Linked DNA regions of Mus musculus: all the other regions are linked to region 2. The links are chromatin loops, found by intact Hi-C in ENCODE. Cell type or tissue: left cerebral cortex. All regions are shown on one strand. Region 1 overlaps Cpq (carboxypeptidase Q). Region 2 overlaps Cpq (carboxypeptidase Q). Region 3 holds the start of Tspyl5 (testis-specific protein, Y-encoded-like 5).

Region 1 (8,000 bases), 59 kb before region 2:
GACCTCCAGTTGAAGCAGTACCAGTTGTTGAAAAAGTGGTCTTCTTTCCAGTGGATGGTTTTAGGTGTTTTGTCAAAGATCAAGTGACCAAGGTATATGGGTTCATTTTTGAGTCTTCAATTTTATTAGATTGATCTACTTGCCTGTCTCTGTACCAATTCCGTACAGTTTTTATCACTATTGCTCTATAGTACAGCTTGAGGTTAGGAATGGTGGTTCTCCCAGAAATTCCTTTATTATTGAGAATAGTTTTCACTATTTTGTGTTTTTTGTTATTTCAAATGATATTGTAAATTGTTCTTTCTAACTTTCTGAACTATTGAGTGGAAATTTTGTTGGGGATTGCCCTGAATCTGTAGATGGCTTTTGGTAAGATGGCCTTTTTTAGTAAATTAATCCTGCCACTCCCTGAGCATGGGTGATTTTTCCATCTTCTGAGATATTCTTTGATTTCTTTATTATGGGACTTGAAGTTCTTGTCATACAGATCTTTTACTTGCTTGGTTAGAGACACTCCTAGGTATTTTATATTATTTGTGACTATTGTGAAGGGTGTCGTTTCCGTGATTTCTTTCTCAGCCTGTTTATTCTTTGAGTGGAGGCAGGCTGCTGAGTTGTTAGAGTTCATTTTATATCCAGCCACTTTGCTGAAGTTGTATATCAGGTTTAGGAATTCTCTGGTGGAATTTTTAGGATCACTTATATATACTATCATATCATCTGCAAATATTATGACTTCCTCCTTTCCAATTTGTATCCCTTTGATCTCCTTTTGTTGTCTAATTGCTCTGGCTAGGACTTCAAGCAGTATATTGAATAGATAGGGAGAGAGTGGGCAGCCTTGTATAGTCCCCGATTTTAGTTTAGTTTAGTCCCTGATTTTAGATTTAGCTTCAAGTTTGTCTTCATTTAGTTTGATGTTGGCTATTGGATTGCTATATATTGATTGCTTTTCCTATGTTTAGGTATGGGCCATATATCTCTGTTCCTTTCAAATCTTTTACCATGAAGGGGTATTAAATTTTGTCAAATGCATTTTTCAGCATCTAATGGGATATGAATGTAGTTTTTTTCTTTGAATTTGTTTATATAGTGATTACATTCATGGATTTCCATAGATTGAAACATCCCTGCATCCCAGGAATGAAGCATACTTGATCATGATGGATGATCATTTTGATGTGTTCTTGGATTTGGTCTGTGAGAATTTTATTGAGTATTTTTGTATCAATATTCATAACGGAAATTGGTCTGAAGATCTCTTTCTTTGTTGGTTCTTTGTGTGGTTTAGGTATAAGCATAATTGTGGCTTTGTAGGATGAATTGCATAGTGTTCCTTATGTTTTTATTTTGTGGAAAAGTTTGAAGAGTATTGGTATAAGGTCTTCTTCAAAGGTCTGATAGAATTTTGCACTAAACCCATTTAGTAATGGGCTTATTTTAGAAGGGAGACTATTAATGACTGCTTCTATTTCTTTTGGGGTTGTGGGACTGTTCAGATGTTTTATCTGATCCTGATTTAACTATCTGGTATCTGTCTAGAAAATTGGCCATTTCATCTAGAATTTCCAGTTTTGTTGAATATAGGCTTTTGTAGTAGAATCTGATGATTTTTTTTTAAAATTTCCTCATTTTCTGTTGTTATGTCTCCCTTTTCATTTCTGATTTTGTTAATTTAGATACAATTCTGTGCTGTCTGGTTACTCTGGCTAAAGGTATATTTATCTTGTTGATGTTCTTAAAGAACTGCTCCTGGTTTTGTTGATTCTTAGTAAAATTTTTTGTTCTTTGACTCTACTTGGTTGATTTCAGCTCTGAATTTGATTATTTTCTGCTGTCTACTCCTCTTGGGTATACTTGCTTCTTTATGTTTTATAGCTCTCAGGTGTGCTGCCAAGCTGCTAGTGTATGCTCTCTCCAGTTTCCTTTTAGAGACACTCATAGCTATGAATTTTCATGTTAGCATTGTTTTCATTGTGTCCCATAAGTTTGGGTATGTTGTGGCTTCATTTTCATTACATTCTAAAATGTCTTTAATTTCTTGCATTATTTCTTCTTTGACCAAGATATAGTTGAGTAGAACATTGTTCAGCTCCATGTGTGGGTTTTCTATTGTTTTTGTTGTTATTGAAGACCAGCCTTAGTCCATGGTGATCTGATAGGGTATATGGGATTATATCAATCTTCTTACATCTGTTGAGGCTTATTTTGTAAGTGATCATATGGTCAGTTTTGGAGAAGGTATTATGAGGTGCTGAGAAGAAGGTATATGCTTTTGTTTTAGGATGAAATGCTCTATACATATCTGTTAAACTCATTTTGTTCATAACTTGTGTTAGTTTCACTATTGCTCTGTTTAATTTCTGTTTCAATGATGTGTCCATTGTTGAGAGTTTGTTGTTGGAGTTTCCCACTATTATTATGTGAGGTGCAATGTGTGCTTTGAGTTTTAGTAAAGTTTTTGTTGTTGTTGTTTTGTTTTGTTTTTGTTTTTGTTATTTTATTTATTTATTTTTTATTTTTTTATGAATGTAGGTGCCCTTGCATTTGGAGCATAGATGTTCAGAATTGAGAGTTCATCATGGTAGATTTTTCCTTTATTGAGTATGGAGTGTCCTTCCTTATCTTTTTTGATAACTTCTGGTTGAAAGTCGATGTTATTTGATGTTAGAATGTCTACTTGAGCTTGTTTCTTGGGACCATTTGCTTACAAAGGTTTTTTTTTTTTTTTTTTTTTTTTTCAGCCTTTCACTCTGAGGTAGTGTCTGTCTTTGTCACTGAGGTGGGTTTCCTGTATGCAGCAAAATGCTGTGTCCTGTTTATGTATCCAGTCTGTTAGTCTATGTCACTTCATTAGAGAATTGAGTCCATTGATCTTAAGAGATGTTATGAATGGGGATGTGTTTTAATCCCATCTGTCCCCAATTCTCATCCTTCTATTCAGGGAATAACTTGGCAGTGTATAGGGGCACCCAGGTATAGTGGCTTGTGTTCTTATGCTAATATGTTACCCAAAAACCTGCCCCCAGTTGGCTCTGCCCCAGTTGGGAAATAAAGTTGCCAGCAGCCAATGGCTGGGCTGGTAGACAGAGGCAGGACTTTTAGGATGCCCAGGCAAGAAACACAAGAGAGGAGGAAGAAGGGAGTCCTCCAAGAAAAGGGCATAGGCAGACCATGCTGGGAAGGCACAGGAGGGAGAGACGGATGAAATATAGGTGCAAGGAGGAAAGTGGCCCCAGAAGGGCTGCCCAGAAGGGTCCAAGGGCAACAAAGATAAAATATAGATTTAATAAGCATTAACTCAGGAATATCAGAGGAATAACCATTGAGCACGTTAAGGCATATTAAAAATAAGCGGTGTATATGTGTGTGTGTGTGTTTGTGTGTGTGTGTGTCTTTCATTCATGAATCCAAAACATTTGGGAGGATTTAGAGGAGCCTCCAACAGGAGCATAGAGCAGACTTTAACAATTTACTGCAATACATAGGTATTTATTGAAATCACTTGACTGTTCAGCAAGTATGCTGACAAAAGATACAAGAACCATAGATTTCAGTATCTGGAAAGAAATCACATGGTTGGTGCTTAAAGGGGGGGTGCTGTTTGCTTCTGAGTCATCTCTTCAGTTATTTCAGTCATTTTTACTAAAGATGAAAATAATTCCTTCAAGCCTTCAAAAAATTGCAGTTCTTTTCCGGGTACTCCCAAGCTTCTACATTTGAAAGGCCAGTGGGAGCTGCTTGGTGGAGCCAAAGAGGAGAGGAACCATTTCTCCCACTCAACAGCTGTTTATCTTTGAGTAGTACTGTCTCTCTGTGCCTTAACTTCTTCATAGAGAAATCATCCAAGTGGCTATACAACCATGAGTAAAAGTTACTAACAATGACTTGTGATACATGTAGAAATTAAATTGATAATAAGAATCAACTTAGATTTGAAACAGTAATGGTTATCTTGGTTCACTGGTCTCGGTTCATAATTACATGGCCAATTTGGAGTAACTAAATATTTTTTCCCATTGATCAGGACCCTATCATCTCTACAAACAAAGAAAATTCAAAACATAGTCACTTTCAACTCCTTCAGCTGTTGCTGTGTCCCAGTCCAAGTTCCATAAACCTTCTGTCAAGACTGTTGTCACTCTTCCATGTGAGCCCCTGTTTCTGTTATTACATGGCACTGGTCAGGAAGTAGAGTTTAGACCACAAGGAAAGCTGAGATACATAATCCACGATCTTTTCCTATGATGTACATCTACCAAGTAAGTTCTGTATCCTCAAAGTTCCAAAACATCATATTATAGCACCACCATCATGGAACCACATGTTCAAACAAAAAAGCTTGTAGGGGACATTTCACATTCAAATTATAATACCAAGGTATCTTTAGCCTTTGGCCCACAGTAGAATCTCAACACAATAAGTGTGTTGGTTCCCTTCCCAATTCTAAGAAGGGGTGAAGTATCTGCACTTTGGTCTTCGTTCTTCTTGAGCTTCATGTGTTTTGCAAATTGTATCTTGGGTATTCTAAGTTTCTGGGCTAATATCCCCTTGTCAGTGAGTACATATCATGTGAGTTCTTTTGTGATTGGGTTACCTCACTCAGGATGATACCCTCCAGATCCATCCATTTGCCTAGGAATTTCATAAATTCATTGTTTTTAATAGCTGAGTAGTACTCCATTGTGTAAGTGTACCACATTTTCTGTATCCATTTCTCCGTTAAGGGACAAAATACCCAGGGAAGGAGTTACAGAGACAAAGTTTGGAGCTGAGACAAAAGGAAGGACCATCCAGAGACTGCTGCACCTGGGGATCCATCCCATAATCAGCCACCAAATGCAGACACTATTGCATATGCCAGCAAGATTTTGCTGAAAGGACCCTGATATAGCTGTCTCTTGTGAGGCTATGCCAGTGCCTGGCAAACACAGAAGTGGATGCTCACAGTCAGCTATTGGATGGAACACCGGGCCCACAATGGAGGAGCTAGAGAAAGTACCCAAGGAGCTGAAGGGGTCTGCAACCCTATAGGTGGAACAACAATATGAACTAACCAGCACCCCTAGAGCTCATGTCTCTAGCTGCATATATAGCAGAAGATGGCCTAGTCAGCCATCATTGGGAAGAGAGGCCACTTGGTCTTGCAAACTTTATATGCCCCAGTACAAGAGAACACCAGGGCCAAGAAGTGGGAGTGGATGGGTAGGGGAGCGGTGGCGGGGGGAAGGTATAGGGGACTTTCGGGATAGCATTTGAAATGTAAATGAAGAAAATACCTAATAAAATTGGAAGAAAAAATATAAGTGTGTTGGTGTATGATTGAGAGCCAAGGCTAACTTTTTCAACTTTGTATAGTCCATCCCTGGCAGAGAAATGGGCAGAAGTCAAGAATTAATTGCTTGGGAGTTCTACTTGCTTCCTAGTGTGTCAAGGACAGCATGGAGGTTTTCTGTTCTGTAGGCACCCCCAGTGACCAAAGGGCTTAGCCTTAACTCTCCCAATTTTATAAACATATGTATTCACACATATAAATTAAAGAAACAAACTTGCCACTGTGCACAAATGCAACCCCTCCACTTTCTGCCAGTGTATAACCCATGCATTTTTTTCTGTGACCTTCATTAGCATTCAGGTCAGACACTTCTCATGGGCATGGCCTTGAACAGGGAAATTATTATTAATGAAAGAAATATTCTGTTCTTCTGGTAGTATGGAAGAGGAGAGGGTATTTCAGCATTCAATGATGAAGAAGCTGCAGTCACAGTTTTATGTTTTATGCCACTGCATCATGGCATCTAAGAAGAATCACCAAATGAATTTTGGAACCCATCTGATGTCTATGGGATGAAAATACCATATAAGAAAATTATGAATAAGTAGTTCATAGTAAATTCAGATTTACAATATCAAATCATGGCTTTCAATTGGGTCCTCACTAAAATCTTATTTAAAAGACCCATAAAGCCATTTTCAGCTGTAGTAAGGTACAAAGGAAGCCTCAAGCCTCTTAGTAAGCTGCACTAGCACTAAAGAATCAGGCAGCATCTGCCTGTATTATCTGCCTAGTTCTTTTAGTTCTTTAGTTTCATTTGTTTGTTTTTAAAGAGGAAGGATTACAAGCATATTTGTTCATATAGGATCACAACACACAGGACAGCCTGAAACCCACAAGGCTAGCCTTGAAACCACAGGAACCAAGCTGTTATCTTTCAGGCTTGTGCCACCACTCCTGGCCTCCTAGTTACTTAAGTTTCTAGAAAAAATGCCAAACTGTTATGTCTGTAATCTACTGAGAATATTACAACTTATGTAACTATGCTACTGTTTATGCTAGAACTGTTTATAGTAGCCCAACGGTGGAAACAGTGGAAATGTCTATGAATTGAGGAGCAGATAGCAAAAGGCTGTTATACAACAGGATGTTATTCAGTCTTAAGATGAAATTCTAATACCTGTTACTACACAAGTGAATGTTAAAGTTATTGTTAAGAGAAAACGACAACAATTTGGGTGATTCTACTTTTGCAAGTGGAAAGAACACTCACAGAACATTCACTCAGAATATAGAAAATATGTAGTTTACTGGAGCTAGATGAGCAAGGAAATGCAAGGTTGGATTTTATTGTTTCATGGGTATAGTGTTCAGCATGTCAGCACAGGAAAATAAAAGATGACCTTACATGGCAGTGATGGACAATATGAATGTACTTAATGCCACAACTTCATCTTAATATATCTAAAGCAGTAGACTTCAGATAATGTATATCTTGCCACAACTAGAAAAACTCCAAAATTTTGGAGTTTTTTCAGCTGTAAAATGTGATACTATGTGATCCTTGCTAAGTTCATAAATCTGGTGCTGCTGAGAACCTAGAACAGAGAGAATGCAAAGCTCAGGGGTCTCTGCCAACCTGCCATGGGCTGGTATTGCTGAGACCTAATGCAGAGTGCAGAAGCCAACAGGTCTCTGCCTGCTGTGAGTTGCTGCATTCTCCATCTTAACCTATAAGCAATGCTTTGCCAATTGCACACTGAAAATTCTGATATGCACTTTTGTTCACTGAATTTAGCTCAGGGTGCCCTTTTAGAAAAGGGCTTTTATTAGTGAAATTAAAGGTGTTCATTATATGTCGATTCACAGAAATCCATTAGAGACACCGTGTAACTGCTATACTCCATCACAGAATACCATTAAGTCTACAGGTTTTACTTTCAGCAATGGCTTAACTTAGTTAAAGCCCTCAAGAGTCAAGAACACTGAAGAATCCTTGATTCCTGAAATTAGCCTGATGACTAACAGAACCCTGTTCCTGGAGTCTTCACTTGTCTTGACTGAATATCTTGTACAAAATACTGTTCAGAAGCCTCAAAATATAGATCTGGAGCACATTCAAATTTACCAAACATCATAAAGTCTCTGCAAGTTCCTTCACTAATCAGTATTTGCTAAGTGGATGCTTTACATGTGACGATGCTTGTCTGAAATTTTTGCTCATTAACATTGTACTGGCTAGTTTTGTGTCAACTTGACACAGCTGGAGTTATCACAGAGAAAGGAGCTTCAGTTGAGGAAATGCCTCCATGAGATCCAACTGTAAGGCATTTTCTCAATTAGTGATCAAGGGGGAAAGGCTCCTTGTGGGTGGTGCCATCTCTGGGCTGGTAATCTTGGTTCTATAAGAGAGCAAGCTGAGCAAGCCAGGGGAAGCAAGCCAGTAAGTAACATCCCTCCATGGCCTCTGCATCAGCTCCTGCTTCTGACCTGCTTGAGTTCCAGTCCTGACTTCTTTCAGTGATGAACAGCAATGTGGAAATATAAGCTGAATAAACCCTTTCCTCCCCAACTTGCTTCTTGGTCATGATGTTTGTGCAGGAATAGAAACCCTGACTAAGACAGATATCTAGTCATAAAGTTGTCAGCAGAGTTGCAATTCTAACCTGAAAACTTCCTCAGATGTGGCTAAGTGGTGGCACACGCCTTTAATCCCAGCACTTGG
Region 2 (8,000 bases):
ATCACTTCCTTTAACACAAGGACCTTTTAAGAGAAGAAAAAGACATGGTTTTGTGGTTGATGATGAGAGTGTGCCTCGTATCAGAGTGCTTTCTGGTCAACTTCTCTTGCCCCGTTCTTGGTTGGGAAGCCGACTTCAACTTCTTTAAATGTTTCTAAGATTACTTCTGAGTTTATTTTCTTATGACCAGACATGTCATTTAAAAGAAATTGTATTAGTCAAAGTTATCTACAGGAAGAGAACTGATCAGAATGAATGTCTGTCTGTCTGCCTATCTATCTACCTATAGATAGATACCTATGTGTATAAATATGCATACATATGAATATATAAGGGAAATTATATATGATATATTACATATATTATACATAATGGGAATTTTATTAGAGTGGCTTACAGGCCACTAACTCAGCAATGACTGCCTATGAATGGAAAATCTAAAAATCCAGTGTTTAATCCATGAGGCTGGATATCCCAGCTGGTCTTCATTATACACACACACACACACACACACACACACACACACACACACACACTGGAATCCTAAGGAAGTAAGCTCCAATGCCAATGAAGATAGGGTAAGAGAAAACAGACAAAAAGAGCTTCCTTATTCCATGTCCTTTTTATTATAGGCTGCCATCAGAAGGTGTGGTTCAGATTAAAGGTGGATCTTCCCACTTCAAAAGATTTGGATTGAAGTTTTATCATCTTCTACCTCAAAGATCTGTATTAGAAAGGGGCCTTCCAACACCAAATGATTTTATGAAGAAAAAATACCTCACATGTGTTTCTGATCATTTGGGTTTTAGTTAATTCCAGATGTGGTCAAGTTAACAACAAAGAATAGCCATCAATAATAGTCATAATTTTCTTGTCTTGCAAAGAAAATAGACTAATTTGTACTCAAGAATCAGCCTAGTCCAAAGCCACTCCACATCAACTCATGACTTTTCTTTTTCATGGAAAATTGACAGCACTTGTGCACTTCGTGATTTTGACAACATCCTCATATGCTTTATTTGTTCAAATACCTCTACTACTATTAATAAAGATATGAAATTTAGCTTAAAAGTTACTTTCTGAATGGAAGCCTGGCAGGAGAGCATCAGGGCCCTCAGTTCCCTAAGTGATCTCTGAGCCTTTTGCAACAAGCATACCACAGCCCAATCTAATATGCTGGCCTGTTGTACTTCATTACATTTGTGTTTTCTCCTTTTGCTCCTGTAAAAATTCAAGGTCTCCTGTAAGTAAAGTGCCTAAGGCCACATTAAGAGCCAGAAAATGCTCAAGAGCCGAGAGGAGACAAGGGGCAAAGCTGTGTAGTATCTCTGTTGCATCCCCAGCATAACAGCAGCATGTATGAGAAGCTCAATAAATACTGCAGGGGAAAGGTGAAACTGGGGAAGTTTAGACAGGAGGACACTGTGCTATCTGTGGCTGCTGATGTTAAGTGGGAGGCTAGAGTGATGCCCTACTGAGCTTTCATTATCTTGCAAAAGAAAACCAACTTCTAGTTCCTTGAAATAGATGCTGCTCGAGCTTCTTGTGCCCCTTTCTAATCTTAGGAGCCACTTAGGAGATTCAAAGAGGAGGACTGCAAGTTCAAGGTCAGCTTGGGCAACTGAGTGAGTCCTTGCCTCAGTAAGACTTGAGGGTAGGGCATGGAGAGTTAGTTTAGAGGTTAAAAGCATTGGATGCTCCTCCAGAGGATAAGAATTTAGATACCAGAACCGAAGGACATGCCACAGCTACCTGTGCCTCTAGCTCCAGGAATCTAATTCCCTCATCTGGCTTCTGTGAGTACATCTGCAGAATGTGTGTATGTTCCATCAATACAAACGAGAATACATTTTTAAAAGTTAAAAGAGGGCCGAATATCAAGCTCTGTGTAGAGGTCTTGTCCCATTGACCAGGACCCTAAGCTTAATTCTTAGAAGTGGAAAAAGAAAAACTCAGCAGTGATTTTTTTCCAGGATTCATTTTTTATGGGGATTTATTTTGAGGCTATTTATAATGATGGGTACTAGATAAAATAATTAAAGTCTTCAGGGACATTGTTAAAAGGTGCAGAAACCTTGAATTTTAAAATATTTTTTTTTCCTAAACATTGGTCATCAATTAAAGTGAAAGACAAAATATTAAGTTTTATTTTACTAGATATGTTTATTCAAGGAGAAATATGTGTTTATTTAATATATATTAAGAAAAAGCTGAGGAATGGGAGGCCAAGCATCCCTATTAGCCCTGGGCAGACCTAGTTGTCTTGCTTATCTCAGTATGATTATTAATAGGGGCCCCATTTCTCTTGCAGGGATATCTTAGTTTTAACAGTAAATCATACTGGTGGTCTGTGAAGTGTGTCATTTACAAAGACCTGGATAGCATTGCAGGGGGCCAGAGCTCACCAGAAGACCCTGACGGTTACCTCACATGTGATGAATTCTCAGACCATGTTCCAAAAGCAGATGGAAAGCCTGGGTCAAACTTCATGGACAAGGGGATACTTTTCCAAGAAAAAGCCACTATTCTGGAAGTTCTGGAGAGTTGAGAATTATGTTTGTTTGTTTGTTTTTGTTATGTTTGTTTACAGTATATTCCTAGGTCCTAGACAAGAGGAACCTTGAAATACACAACAAAGGAAGAAATGAATGAAGTGACATTGATTTCTGCATCCAAATACTGCTCTTGAAATATGTCAGTTTACAAGAGAGGAGCAAGGTATATAAAGTTTAAAAGCATAAGGCAAATACACTCTACAGGTAGGCTGCCCACAAATATCAAGTGTCCTTCCCAGTGTTTTATAGGCAATTACAAACCATTCCAGGTCTGAGATCAAAAGTGACCATAAAGTAACAAATGCCAATTGAACTACACTTGGCACTTGGCCTCTGCCTGGAAATAGTTCTTTCCCTCAGCTTCTGGGATCTGAAGCTGTCAGCTCTCTTTGTGTCTTACTGGATGCTCTTTCTCCATTTTTCTTTTACCAAGGACAATCTGCCCTTGGGTATTGTATGGTCAGAAACAATATAAAAGCACCTTGACTCCTCTCAGTTCATGCTTACTTTGCTGGGAATTGCAACCTTTTTAAGGGATTCTATTTTGTGACGAAATTTCTCTCCTGAATTTCACATTCAGATTAATATACCTGTACACGTATCAGTTTCCTATGCTGCTTTAATAAATCACTATAGTCACTGATAAGTGGATATTAGCCCAGAAACTTAGGATACCCAAGATGTAAGATACAACTTGCCAAACACATGAAATTCAAGAAGAACGAAGACCAAAGTGTGGACACTTTACCCTTTCTTAGAAATGGGAACAAAACACCCATGGAAGGAGTTACAGAGACAAAATTTGGAGCTGTGACGAAAGGATGGACCATCTAGTGATTGCCATATGCAGGGATCCATCCCATAATCAGCTTCCAAATGCTGACACCATTGCATACACTAGCAAGATTTTGCTGAAAGGACCCAGATATAGCTCTCTCTTGTGAGACTATGCCGGGGCCTAGCAAACACAGAAGTGGATGATCACAGTCAGCTATTGGATGGGTCACACGGCCCCCAATGGAGGAGCTAGAGAAATTACCCAAGGAGCTAATGGGAACTGCAACCCTATAGGTGGAACAACAATATGAACTAACCAGTACCCCGGAGCTCTTGTCTCTAGCTGCATATGTATCAAAAGATGGCCTAGTCGGCCATCACTGCAAAGAGAGGCCCATTGGACTTGCAAACTTTATATGCCCCAGTACAGGGGAATGCCAGGGCCAAAAAGGGGGAGTGGGTGGGTAGGGGATTGGGGGGGTGGGTATGGGGGACCTTTGGGATAGCATTGAAAATGTAAACGAGGAAAATACCTAATTAAAATAAATAAATAAATAAATCACTATAGTCTAACAACCTGCAATAACAACAACAATAACAACAACAAAATGTTCCTTTTATTATGAAGAGAATCTCGAAAAGCTGAAGTCAAGAAGCTGGTACTGCTGATGAGCTCCATCTGGAGGACCTGAGCAATTTTCTTCATTTTCTATCCCCGAGATGCTGTCAGTACTTTCCTTGGCTCCTAGCCCCAACACAAGCCTTTTCTCTTCCCATCTGTCATTATATTGCTTCTTTCTGAGTTGATCTCCTTACCTCTAAGGAGAAATGGCTTAGTAAACAGCAAAAGCACTGAGGTCATTGAGTCTGGAAATGTTAACAACCATTCTTGACACTACCTTCCAATGGAATCTATCACCGATTCTGTTGCTCTACTTTCAATATCCGCCTGACCTTCAGCAACCCTGGATAACATCACTGTCCTATAGGAGTGCTGAGGTAGTGTCCAGATCATTTCATCTTGACCCCTCTGTAGGGATGGTTCTGATGCTAAGGTCCTGTTCCTCAATTCGTTGTTGATCTATCAGTAAAAATGCCATTGGCCTATTGCTGGACAGAGGAATAGACAGGACTGTGGGATTTCTGCAGGCAAGCGAGCAGATGCAAGAAGAGGGGGAGAGAGTTTTCGCCTTGCTTTGGAGGTAGAAAAGCCAACCAGTCATGTGAGATCTTTCACAGAGGAACCACAAGCTGTTTCTACAGATGGGAGGTTGGGGGTGTTGAGCTGGGAAAGGTGGCTGAGCAACTGAAATTGAGTGCAGATTTAGGGTGCTAATTTGGGAGTACTGGGAAGCGAATGCTGCTTGAGGTAGATTGGAGGCATCCAGCAGTTGAGCCAATAAGGCAAGTTGAAATTGAACAACTGTGTGCATCTGTGTTTTTCATCTGCAGATCCAATATTCTCTGGGTGGGGGCTGGTAGCATGGTCTGTTGAGAGCAAAATGTAATTTCTATAGTTTGGGAGGGTTGAGGAGAAAGCACACAATGGGAAGGGTGACTAGTGGGTGCTCACAAGTTAGCTAGAGGCAAGAAGTCCTGGGAACCTACTGTTACAGGCAATTGTGTTATCAGGCATGATCTACGTTTTCCTGAAGAGCATAAGAAAGGAATTTGAAGCTTCTTACACTAAAAAACATGATGTGTTTGAGAAAATAGGACTTTAACCAAATTTAAATATTATGCTTCTCACCCATGTATCAAAGCATTCATGTTACTCCCTTTGTAAGTATGACTACATGTTTTTATGAGTCACACTAAAATAAATTTAAAAATAAAACAAAAAAGAAAAGTTATGGGAGATAAGTCATCTACAAATGCCAACATGAGGATCTCTGTAGCAGATGATGTCCTGAGAAGTCTGAGATGCTATTAACAACATTGTTAGAAAGTTTGAAGATGGTGCTTTGTGGAAAACTAGTCAAAGGCACATGAAGGGCACTTGTTATCACATGGGAAGGAATTAATATTTTGTTAGAATAAAAATTAGTATATTTGAAATGAATTATGTAAAATATTTCATGTACGCTATTTGGCATGAGGTTGCCTTTCAAAATGATTATAAGTTATCAAAACACAAGTAAAATTTGTAAGGTCCTTTCAATAAGGGAATGATAAGGTAATCTTACTTGGAGGCTTAGCAGCAATTAGTTTCTCCTTCTTAGGTGAAGTCTGGATCAAGCATATCCTTGGCAGATCCTGTCTTTATTTCACCACTTCAGATGAAGCCCACCTTGTGTTGGATTTAATGAAATGAAATGGCTTTCACTCACAGGAGGGCATGGCAATAAGTAACAAGAAAAGAACTGCTGTGTGAAGTCTTAAATGCTATTTATACATATTAAAAACACATTTTTAAAACCTTATGTTTGTTATGTTAAAGCTGGTACAAAATGAGGCTACTAACACTCGGTATAATCAGCAAGACTCAATTACAGGAACCAATAACTGCATCCTGGGACCACCGAGAGCTTTAACAATTGCTTTTCATACTTCCTGAGTTTTAAAGTAGTCAGGCAAAATGAAAGAAAATAATAAACAGATGAGGCAATTTGACTTCGAAAAGAGTTAAGTTAACTTAATAGGTATATTTTAGATAAAAGGAGGCTAAGAAATTATAGAGATTATAGGGAGAGATCCAAATAGGTGTTTGCAATGATCTAATTGGGTTGAGGAGAAACAATTTCCCTTCTCTGAGACAAGGGACACCTAACCCCTCAAATTAATGGGCTCTTAGAATTTCTTTAGATTATGGAGGTTAGCAACAAACCACAGAGAACCTGTCACTTTGTCAGCTACAGATACCACAGATATTTTCACGACATCTTAGGTATGCTGCAAAGATAAACTTACATGTTTATCACATTGAATTTATGGCAACAGTTTAATCATAGTTAGAGTTATTTAATAAAGTTTAAGCATCACACATACAATGGCTATAAATCCAGCTTAAAAATTAGGTAACATTTTTAATAATGTTCTTGTCCTTGTAGCATTGTGCTTTTTATTTTATATATTCACTACCAAAGTGGTTCAGGACACATGCAGTGGACAACGTTCTCTGATTGTTGAATGGTAGTTTTATTAATAATAAGGATTAACTGTTGCTATTTTTATTCTTGTTTTATTTAGTAGGGTTATTCTGCACTGAACACTGTGAATTGGGATCTTGTTTCCCTTCTATAATTGATGAAAGACCTTGTGAACTACTTGATCTTTCTTAGGCTCATGCCATCTTTAGCAAAGGAGCAAGTTCTCTGAAGAATCTGAGACTATTTTGCATAAATTCAAAGGTACATCACATGCTTACTTTGCTCTATTGAGACTTATGATCACTATACGGAAGAGTGACTCATAACCAGAATGTTAAGTCATATCCCAGGAAGGGTACTTTGGGAGGGAAAGGAAACAATTATGACAAGATAATGTGTTGAAACTAGACTATCTTCAGGAAACTGGGATAAATAGAGGCTACTTAAATGCTTTTCTTTAAAAAAAAAAAAAAGGAAAGAAAAAGTCTTATTTCTCTGATAATTTGTATCTTTCATTACAAAACTACTACAAAACTCAATAAATATGCCCCACAGTGCTTTGATTATAAGATCCGTATTTTCCACCAATTTTAACATTTTGTAAATGGGAATGTATCTTGTATTCCACAGGATGTTGCCAAATTCCAGATAAGGAAACAAACTGTGCTGTGAGTTGATCCTTACACTGCCTGTTAATGTACAAGATTTCTCACTGGGGGAATTCATTGCATCTTCACTTAAATTCTTTGTACTTCTGTCAACAGCAATCATTGAATTTTAAGCCTGAGTTTTTAATAAGTCATTAAAGTTTTTCATAAAGTCTTCATGTATACCGAAGATTGTTCTTTCTACATGAGGGAGAGCAACTGGAAGCAATTGCTCTTTGGTATAGTCTCCTGATTGTCCAATGGTAATAAAGACTAGTGCCCTCCAATAGGCCTTCAGAGAGGTCTCCTTGTTGTGTTTTATAAAAGACAAGGATGTTTTGTACAGTGTGGTATGGTGAAGTGGGAGGGATGACTTGGTAGGCCCAGACTGAAGCATCCCTTCCCCTGAGATACCAACAACACCATGGGCATAGTGTAGGATAGAGCTAGAAGCAGAGGAAGGGGGGAAGGAAGGGAGAGAAGAAAAGAAAAGTGAAGGTGAGAGGAGGGGAGAGGAGAGGAGAGATAAAAAGAGGCCTGCCAAGAACACATGTAGAGAGGGAAGAAGAGGAAGAGGAGAGAGGGAAAAAGGGGTTAGGAAGAGAAGAGTCAGAGAAGCAGAGAGAGCGAGGAGGGGCCAAACCCTCTCTTTTATATCAAGCCAAGCGTACCTATTTGAATCCAGATAATCTGTCCATAGCTCCCTCACTATTTCAAGATTAAGTATGGTTTTTAAAGATTTATTTTTATTTTTAAATTCATGGCCATGTATGTGTGCCTGTGTGTATATGTCACCTGTATGAATGCCTGTGGAAGCCAGAAAAGGGTGTCAGGCAGTGGGATGCTGCGAACCAAACTCGGGTCCTTTAGGAGAATAGCAAGCTTTGAATATATAATTGAAACATATAAAATATGATTCATTTTAATAGAAG
Region 3 (8,000 bases), 210 kb before region 2:
GTCATCTATAAGATGGAACACAGGGCCCCCAATGGAGCAGCTAGAGAAAATACCCAAGAGCTGAAGGGGTCTGCAACCTTACAGGTGGAACAACAATATGAACTAATCAGTACCCCCAGAGCTCATGTCTCTAGCTGCATATGTAGTAGAAGATGGCCTAGTCGGCCATCATTGGGAAAAGAGACCCCTTGGTATTGCAAACTTTATATGCCCCAGTACAGGGGAATGCCAGGGCCAAGAGTGGGTGGGTAGAAGAAGGGCGGGGGGAGGCTATAGGGAACTTTTGGGGTGGCATTTGAAATTTGAAATGTATATAAAGAAAATATCTAATTAAAAAAAAAGAAACATCAACAGAAAAAAAAAAAAAGAAATACCTTTGTGAAGAGCACTTTCTGGCTGTGTAACATTAGAGAAGCTACTGAACCAGTTTGTGTAGCAGTAACCCCATCTTTAAATGGGAGAAATAATTGTTTCTTCCCCATCAGGTAGCTATGGGGATTACATGAGTTAAGACTTGGCATTGTATAAAGTACAAGTAAACGTGAACTTTCATCACAATTACTAGCATGTGTAAAGCTCCATACTTGGGGCTTCAATAGATGAAAATAAAAAGATACATAGTCCCTTTTACACAGTTACCTATCTGAGTAGGAACCTAAGCTCCAATCACATAAAATTTGTTATTAATACTCATGAAGAAAAATCAGTTCATCACTGTAGACTAGCCTTTTAAATGCAAAAGGTACAGGGACTGGGGGACCCAGGTCAGAGCATTTCTGTACAGTGTGCTAGCTAGTGTCTCATTTGTCTCTACTTACCTGATGCTGATCTATGTGACAGTATGAGACAAGGCTCATGGTAGATTGTACACTAAACTGTGTTTGCACTGGCCTGGCTGCTGCTAATCCTGCAGTGGCTCAGCCTCTAGTGAGTTATACAATGCAGGTACTGATGTTGGATTATGACTCTTCACAACAGAGATGTCTTAAGCCTCAAGTGCTCACAGAAGTGCCCCAATTTGTAGAGGGATACCAGTTACTTCAACTCACTATTTATCTGAGATTTAGAGTCCAAACTATAATTATCCAGTTTAAGAAGCAATTCTGTGGTGTCTAACTGCTGAACAAATAGTACAGCGAGCCAGTACCCTGTGAGATCCAAGTCAGGACTGTTTACTGTAGTCTGAGCTGAGCAGGAAAAGCATGATGAAACATGGTTAGGAAAGGCCTTCAACAAGGATTTAAGGTGATCTTTGAACTAATTAATCCCTATTAGTCAAATAGCAATTCTCTCAACTCAAAATTTTCATCTGTCACTCCAGATTTTCACTTATACATTGCCCCTGAGGAGTCCTCTGCAACAAAAGAGAGTTTTAGTCAAATGTAGAGTTTAATATGTTCCCACAGATTGATTTAAGAAGATAGCTTTTACCAATAGCTTTGCTTCTGTGGAGAAAAGGGAGTATTTTGAATTTAACACCTCAATTATAGACTTTCTTTTAAAACTCTGCTGAAGTTGATCCTTTTGAATCAATGATTAAGTGTCATTTGTATGCAGAAACTGAAGATACGGTGAACATAACAGAGACCATTTGTTCATGGAGGTGACATTCTGGAGAGGAGACAAACAATAAACCATGGGTCCCTAAGATGACTCAGCTGTGCTAGCCTGACCACCTGAGTTCAACCCATGGAACACACATAAACACAAACAAACAAACAAACAAACAAACAATACCAGACACTCTGTGCAGTGTCTTGCACTGCATCTGCAATCTCAGTATGCCTATGGTGAGATGGGAGGCAGAGATAGGAGAAATGTCCAGAAACTCTGGAAAGACACAGAGTACACAGAGCAATAAAAACAATAAGAAAGACTCAAACTCAAGAGAGCCTACTCCCCAAAATTGTCTTCTGACTTCCACACCTGCACTGTTACAATTACACTAACACACACACACACACACACACACACACACACACACACACACACAAACTAAAAAAATGTGTATTCTTTAAAGTTTATATATAAAACCCCCAAACTACTGGCAGAGTGTAGGAAGTTGATAGGTATGATGGGAGACAAAAAAATAAAAAGCATAAATGGAAAAGAGTTGACCATTTCACACGTGTTGGCTTTAATAGTGAGAAATTTAAGTGTATAGGGCCTCAGACCACATGTGGTAGACTGAGCACTTGAAGGAAGCACCAGAATAAAGGTTCTGAGGCAGGAGACCAGAGTATTGGAGAAAGCATAGGACAGAAGGTTAGAGGGGAAACCTGTCAGAGCTGGAGCTTTGCAGGCAACTGCAGGCCTTTTGAGAAAGTTAGAACTCACATGTATTGGTTAGTTACAGTTATTACTTAGTTTCAGAGCAACCTCCCCAACCCCGGCTTCTACACTTAAAATTTAATGTGTATAAAAGCTGCCTAAGGAGCAAAATGCCCATGTAGGGAGATACAGAGATAAAGTATGGAGCAGAGACTGAAGGAAAGACAATCCAGAGACTGCCCCACCTGGGGATGCATCCCATATACAGTTACCAAATCTAGACACTATTGTGGATTCCAACAAGTACTTGCTGGCAGGAGCTCCATATATCTGAGAGGCTCTGCCAGTGCCTGACAAACACAGAGGTGGATGTTCTCAGCCAACTATTGGACTGAGCACAGGATCCACAATGAAGGAGCTAGGGAAAGTACCCAAGGAGCTGAAGGGGTTTGCAGCCCCATAGGAGGAACAACAATATGAACCAACCAGTACCCCCAGAGTTTCCAGGGACTAAACCACCAACCAAAGAGTATACATGGACAGACCCATGGCTCCAGCTGCATATGTAGCCGAGGATGGCCCTGTGGCATATCAATGGGAAGAGAGACCCTTGGTCCTGTGAAAATTCAATGCCCCAGTGTAGGGAAGAATTCAATGCCAGAATAGGGAAGCAGGAGTGGGTGGGCTGGTAAGCAGGTGGGTAGGAGGGATGGGATAGGGGGAAACAAGGAAAGGGTATAACATTTTAAATGTAAATAAAGAAAATATCTAAAATAAATAAAAATAAAAGCTGGCCGAGAGCTTGTTAACATTTAGTTGCTGATCTAGTAGTTCTTGTGCACCTTGAGCAAGCTTCCATATCCTGCCCAACGGCTAGGCTTACTTCTCTGTTTTTCACTGCAAGGGTGTTGTGGTGTTTGAACCTGGAAGATCCACTCAGAAAGTTTCTCTTCACATTTGTCATGCATTCCCTCAGTACTCATGGTGCTGTAGCCCTGCTATAGGATATGAGGTTTCTTTAGGAGTGCCAGACAGGTTTTCTGGCTGATTCTCTGTAGGCTATGAAAAATTTCTAGGGCTCCCTCCCTCACTACTCCTGTAAACCCTCTGTCTCAAAAATCTCACCTGGAAATCCTTCTCTACTCCTAGAATGGTATTTTTATTCTATGTGTGTCCTATCCCAATTACAGGAGCTTGGACTCAGGCCTGTTATTTCTGGCTCTGGACTGGGATTCACAGCGTTACTCTGTGTAGACCTGAGGCAGCTGGAGGATTTGTGCCTAGGCAAGGAGTTTGGAATTTGTTAACATGCTGAACAGCTTAGGAGTCACCATAGCCATTTGCAAAGGGCCAACAGATTATGGTAGCATGGTAACATAATTAGGCCAAGCCTTTTTCTCCTTCGCTGTATAGTCTCCAGAATGTTCCTTAGTATCCCTCTCCTCTCCACCTGCTCTTCCTCCTCCTCACTAAGGACTGAATCCTCCTCCTCACTAAGGACTGAATCCAGGACTTCCCACATGCTGAGTAACTGTTTTATCACTGAGATGTAACTAACACCAGCCCTCAGTTGCCATTTTATCAGGAAACTGGGAACAAGAATACCTCCTTCAAGAACAGAGATAATGTAAAATTAGTATTCAGTAAAATGCCTTGTATGTTACTTTTTTATTCTTTCTAAGTCATTTTACATAAATATTATGGTTCTGGCTTTCACATTCCCTAGAGTTGAATCGTTGGGACAAATCTTACAGTAGAATAATTATGTAATGAGACAGACATGCCGATGACCAATTAATTATGAGAGATGTCACAGAAAATAACAGAAGAGGAAAAATACTTAGAAAATTGATGGAGACGGTAGTGGGTGCCTTTACGATGTCACTGTAGGAGCAATGGCTCTGTCTTATGAACCCCTGGGGACACGCTTGCTATCAATGATAGGAGATGAGTCAGCAACACTACCAAGGCCAAGCACAGGTGGAAACTAACTTTCTAACTGCAAAATAAGACTAAGGGCGTGTAGCATGTGAGGGTGGGCTGGTACGCAGCCGCTGAGCGGAGCCAATCACTGGGTGCAGTGGGTCCTGCCGTGGTGACGTCACGGTTGCCATGGAGAGGCCAGCTTCGTAGAGACCCTGGGCTGGTAGCGGCTTTGAAACCTTGTTCTCTGGCACCATGAGCGGACGGAGTAGGGGTCGAAAGTCTTCCCGCGCCAAAGGCCGGGGCAAAGGCCGGGCCAGAGCCCGGGTCCGGGCCGCTGCGGAAGACGCCTGGCACGACGAAAAGCCACCACAGAGCCCGCGGCTCGGGGAGGACTCCGCGGCCGCGCAGGTGCAGGCCGGCGCAGCTCAAGGAGGCGCCGAACCAGCCGAGCTGCGGGAAGAGGCGGCCTGCCGCCTCCCGCTGGACTGCGGCCTGGCGTTGCGGGCTCGGGCTGCAGACGAGCGCGGGCTGGCGGCCCCTGATCCGGACCTGGAGAGGGCCCGTTCCCTCGCCGAGCGCCTGACCAGCGACACCAGCTTCGTGGGAACCGTGGGAGCCTTGGCGAAGCTGCGACGCGGCTCCCGCATTGGAAATCGGCGAGTCCCCGGGAGGAAGGCCCCAGATACTCGGAGCGCCACGGGGAGGGGACCTCAGGCCACAGTTAGTGGGAAGCCGAAGATGGCCTCTGCGGGGTTGTGCGCCGCTGCTCCAGTGGGGGAGGAAAAAAAGATGACAGAGAAGCATGCTGGGGCAGGGTCTCCCGCGACAGTGGGCAGCATGGATACCCTAGAGACGGTCCAGCTAAAGCTAGAGACCATGAATGCACAGGCTGACAGGGCATATCTCAGGCTTTCACGCAAGTTTGGCCAGTTGCGACTTCACCACTTAGAGCGCCGGAACCTCCTCATCCAGAGCATTCCGGGCTTCTGGGGGCAAGCTTTTCAGAACCATCCCCAGCTGTCAGCTTTTCTGAATACCAAAGATAAGGAGGTATTGAGCTATTTGAACAGACTGGAGGTGGAAGAACTTGGCCTTGCCAGGTTGGGCTACAAAATCAAGTTCTACTTTGGCCGAAACCCCTATTTCCAAAACAAGGTGCTCATTAAGGAATATGGCTGTGGTCCATCCGGTCAAGTGGTGTCTCGTTCAGCTCCAATCCAGTGGCTCCCAGGCCATGATCTACAATCCCTAAGCAAGGAAAACCCAGAAAACAATGGTAGCTTCTTTGGGTGGTTTTCAAATCACAGCTCTATTGAGTCTGACAAGATTGTTGAGATAATTAATGAGGACCTGTGGCCCAATCCTCTACAGTACTACCTGATCAGTGAAGAAGCCCGTGGAGAGAAAGGAAAGGAAGAAAGGCCAGGTCCAGCAAAACTGAGCCCTGCACCTGCAGTGAGGCAGCCCAACTGATCCGACACAGATCTCCCTACCACCTCTTGCTGGACCTGTTAGGCTGACCACGTGGGTTTGGTTGTCTGCCTTCTGTTCATACCATACATGGTAGCCACTTTGGACTTATCTTCAAGAATGTGACATTTGTGATAATATTCTCTGCTTCCCCATGACCTCACCTTGTCACAATAGTGTTGCATGTGTGACATTCTCACTGTTTGTGTATCAATCACTTCTGATATATGACTTTCTCTACACTATCCAGTCCCTGTTCTTGGCTCTGGCTCTTCCCACTTTCCTTTCACCTGGACATTCTGAGTCATTGTCCAGATGGATATTCAAGCTATGCTACTTCATGGCCAGTCAGCTGGGCTTTGTGTCCATTTTAAGCATGCATGTTATCAGTGGCAAGATTTTTCTATTGCTATCACAAAATGAAGCCAGTGCTTTTATTCTGTGGGTATGGAGACATCAACCAAGGTTCTTCCTATTTTGTTTCCCACTTCAGCCTAGGTCCAGCAGACTACTGGTGTGGATGAGGACAAGGGAAAACAAGAATATGTTCTGTTCACATCATACATCTCTTCTTGCCTCATAGACAGCCTGCTAGTGAACCCTCATCATGGTCTGGCTATGCCTGACTGCAGTCAGTCCATTGACTGTTGGCTAGGTGGGTGTTATTGGCTCCATCTTGCTTATCAAAGACCTCAAGAACTGCCTATGGACCCAGGTACCTTCCCAATGCATGAGCTACAAACCCACCTTCCCCAGACTTTAGAAAACCTACTGCTTGTCAGATTGGTGGGCAGCCTGGCATTTGTGAACATATGCTTGTTGCTCTCATGTTGTGAGCCCTGAGAAGGGTAGAGCTTTGGACCACATCTTTATCAACTGGGTATCTGTGCCATTTCTCTTATTCCTTATTCCTTGCTAAGAAGGGACAAGAAGGAATTTTGAGGAAGAGAGATTTTTCATTTCTATGCCCATGTTTACGTCACACCTTCATGCAACTTAGTCTCCTTCCCTATCAACCTACCTTGGGACTTCCTACTCTCCTTATGAACCCTCTCCCAGCCTTTTAAAATAGCATCACAGTGCAGACAAAAAAAAAATCATCAACCAGACTTTTCTACATACAGTTAGGGAGGCAGAAAGAGGCTTCCTTTGCACACTCATGTAGTAGGCTGAGATAGGATAAAGAAAAACCAAAAGGTCTCAAGAGAGTCTATGGTCAGACATAGGTCCTGAATCCTGGCTTTGTTCAGTAGTTCTAAAGTTGTATGCATCTGCTAGAATTAGAAACCCTAAGGCAGCAGTGTTGTGGTCTCTTGTGTCTTCTGTCTGTTTCTTTTTAAGTCCCAGGGGCTTCTTCCTTTTGTCTCATTTGATAGCCTATGCCACTGGGGTCCCCAGCCCCCAGCTTTCCCACTCAGTAGTGCTTTGCTATCTTTGTTTCTTAGCCCAAATGTACTCACTATGGAAGAATCCCAAGGTGTTACTGGGGACAGGACAGGCAGAACCTGTTCTAGATATTTCTGGTAAGTGTGCAGGCTGAGCTGGACCATCTCTACCAAAGTTTGTCTGTGTTCTGACTTATCTTCTTTGGAAAGTAGAACTCTGTAAGCCAGCCCCCATGCTGGTATGGAAGACTTCATTCTTACCTTTGTGAGGGGGTCCTTGAGAAAATAGGCAAGGGAATCAGGGCAAGATAGGTATGAACCTGGTATTGAGTGGGTCAGTAAAACTTGATAGAAATGCATTGTGATGCTGCAGAGATAGTTATCCTATCTCTTAGTGATGAAGGTGACAGAAGAGACCTTACTCAGGGTTGGGATGGGAGAGTTAAAGGTGTATGTAAACAAGATGCCAGGTCAAGGATGGATTCAGAGTTCTGGGCAGTCTTCATCATCGTTAGTTAATTTCTTTTTTTTTTTTTTTTTTTTGTAATTACAGAAACAAACCAAAAGTAATGTTACTATATTGGGTAGAAGTTACATCCTAAAGTGTGTAAGATTATGCTAAATGCTGAGTATTTGTCCTCTAAAATCTTACCACATTTTGTATTTTTGTCTAATGAGGAAAACAGAGCTGTATAAGTTTGCTTTTGCTATTTATTATGTAAATTTCCAAAAAATAAGAGTGAAGAAAGTGGTGCCTGGACCCTGTGTACCTTGTAGCTAGAAGCAATGAGTAACCTAATGTCATCTGTATCTTCTTCCTCCTGCATTTTTCGTGAAAGTCCAAGTGCATATACCAGTGCAGCTGGATCTACTTTGGGAGACTGGGGCATTGAGCTGAAATGTGCACTCTCATGATCACAATAACTCCACTAATGTGAATTTTGTGTG

Evidence for each region. Hi-C counts contacts between places; a loop is a spot of excess contacts. Peaks named below come from ENCODE experiments on the same cell type or tissue, not always from the same donor. Only the 100,000 strongest peaks of a DNase experiment are listed, where the experiment ranks them.
Region 1: it touches region 2 in a loop (2.5-fold over the local background); 2 of 42 quality-filtered maps call a loop at or near these places.
Region 3: it touches region 2 in a loop (4-fold over the local background); 3 of 42 quality-filtered maps call a loop at or near these places.

Annotation. Positions count from the first base shown.
Region 1 is chr15:33,536,097-33,544,096 of GRCm38, reverse strand. All of the region lies in intron 7 of Cpq (carboxypeptidase Q), which reads right to left. Among named protein-coding and RNA genes, the nearest start is that of 4930592A05Rik, 110 kb to the left of the region's middle. In left cerebral cortex, no CTCF peak of the experiment used is centred here; a DNase peak (open chromatin) is centred at 3,689.
Region 2 is chr15:33,477,351-33,485,350 of GRCm38, reverse strand. The region is part of intron 6 of Cpq (carboxypeptidase Q); the gene reads right to left. Among named protein-coding and RNA genes, the nearest start is that of 4930592A05Rik, 170 kb to the left of the region's middle. In left cerebral cortex, a CTCF peak has its summit at 4,010 (motif pointing left); DNase peaks (open chromatin) are centred at 4,089 and 4,590; H3K27ac peaks cover 729 bases.
Region 3 is chr15:33,684,247-33,692,246 of GRCm38, reverse strand. It overlaps Tspyl5 (testis-specific protein, Y-encoded-like 5), which reads left to right and starts at 4,364. Exons shown (of 1, transcript NM_001085421.1): 1 at 4,364-8,000. The coding sequence starts at 4,450. The coding sequence ends at 5,670. In left cerebral cortex, no CTCF peak of the experiment used is centred here; DNase peaks (open chromatin) are centred at 3,778, 4,362 and 4,857; H3K4me3 peaks cover 1,886 bases; H3K27ac peaks cover 1,900 bases.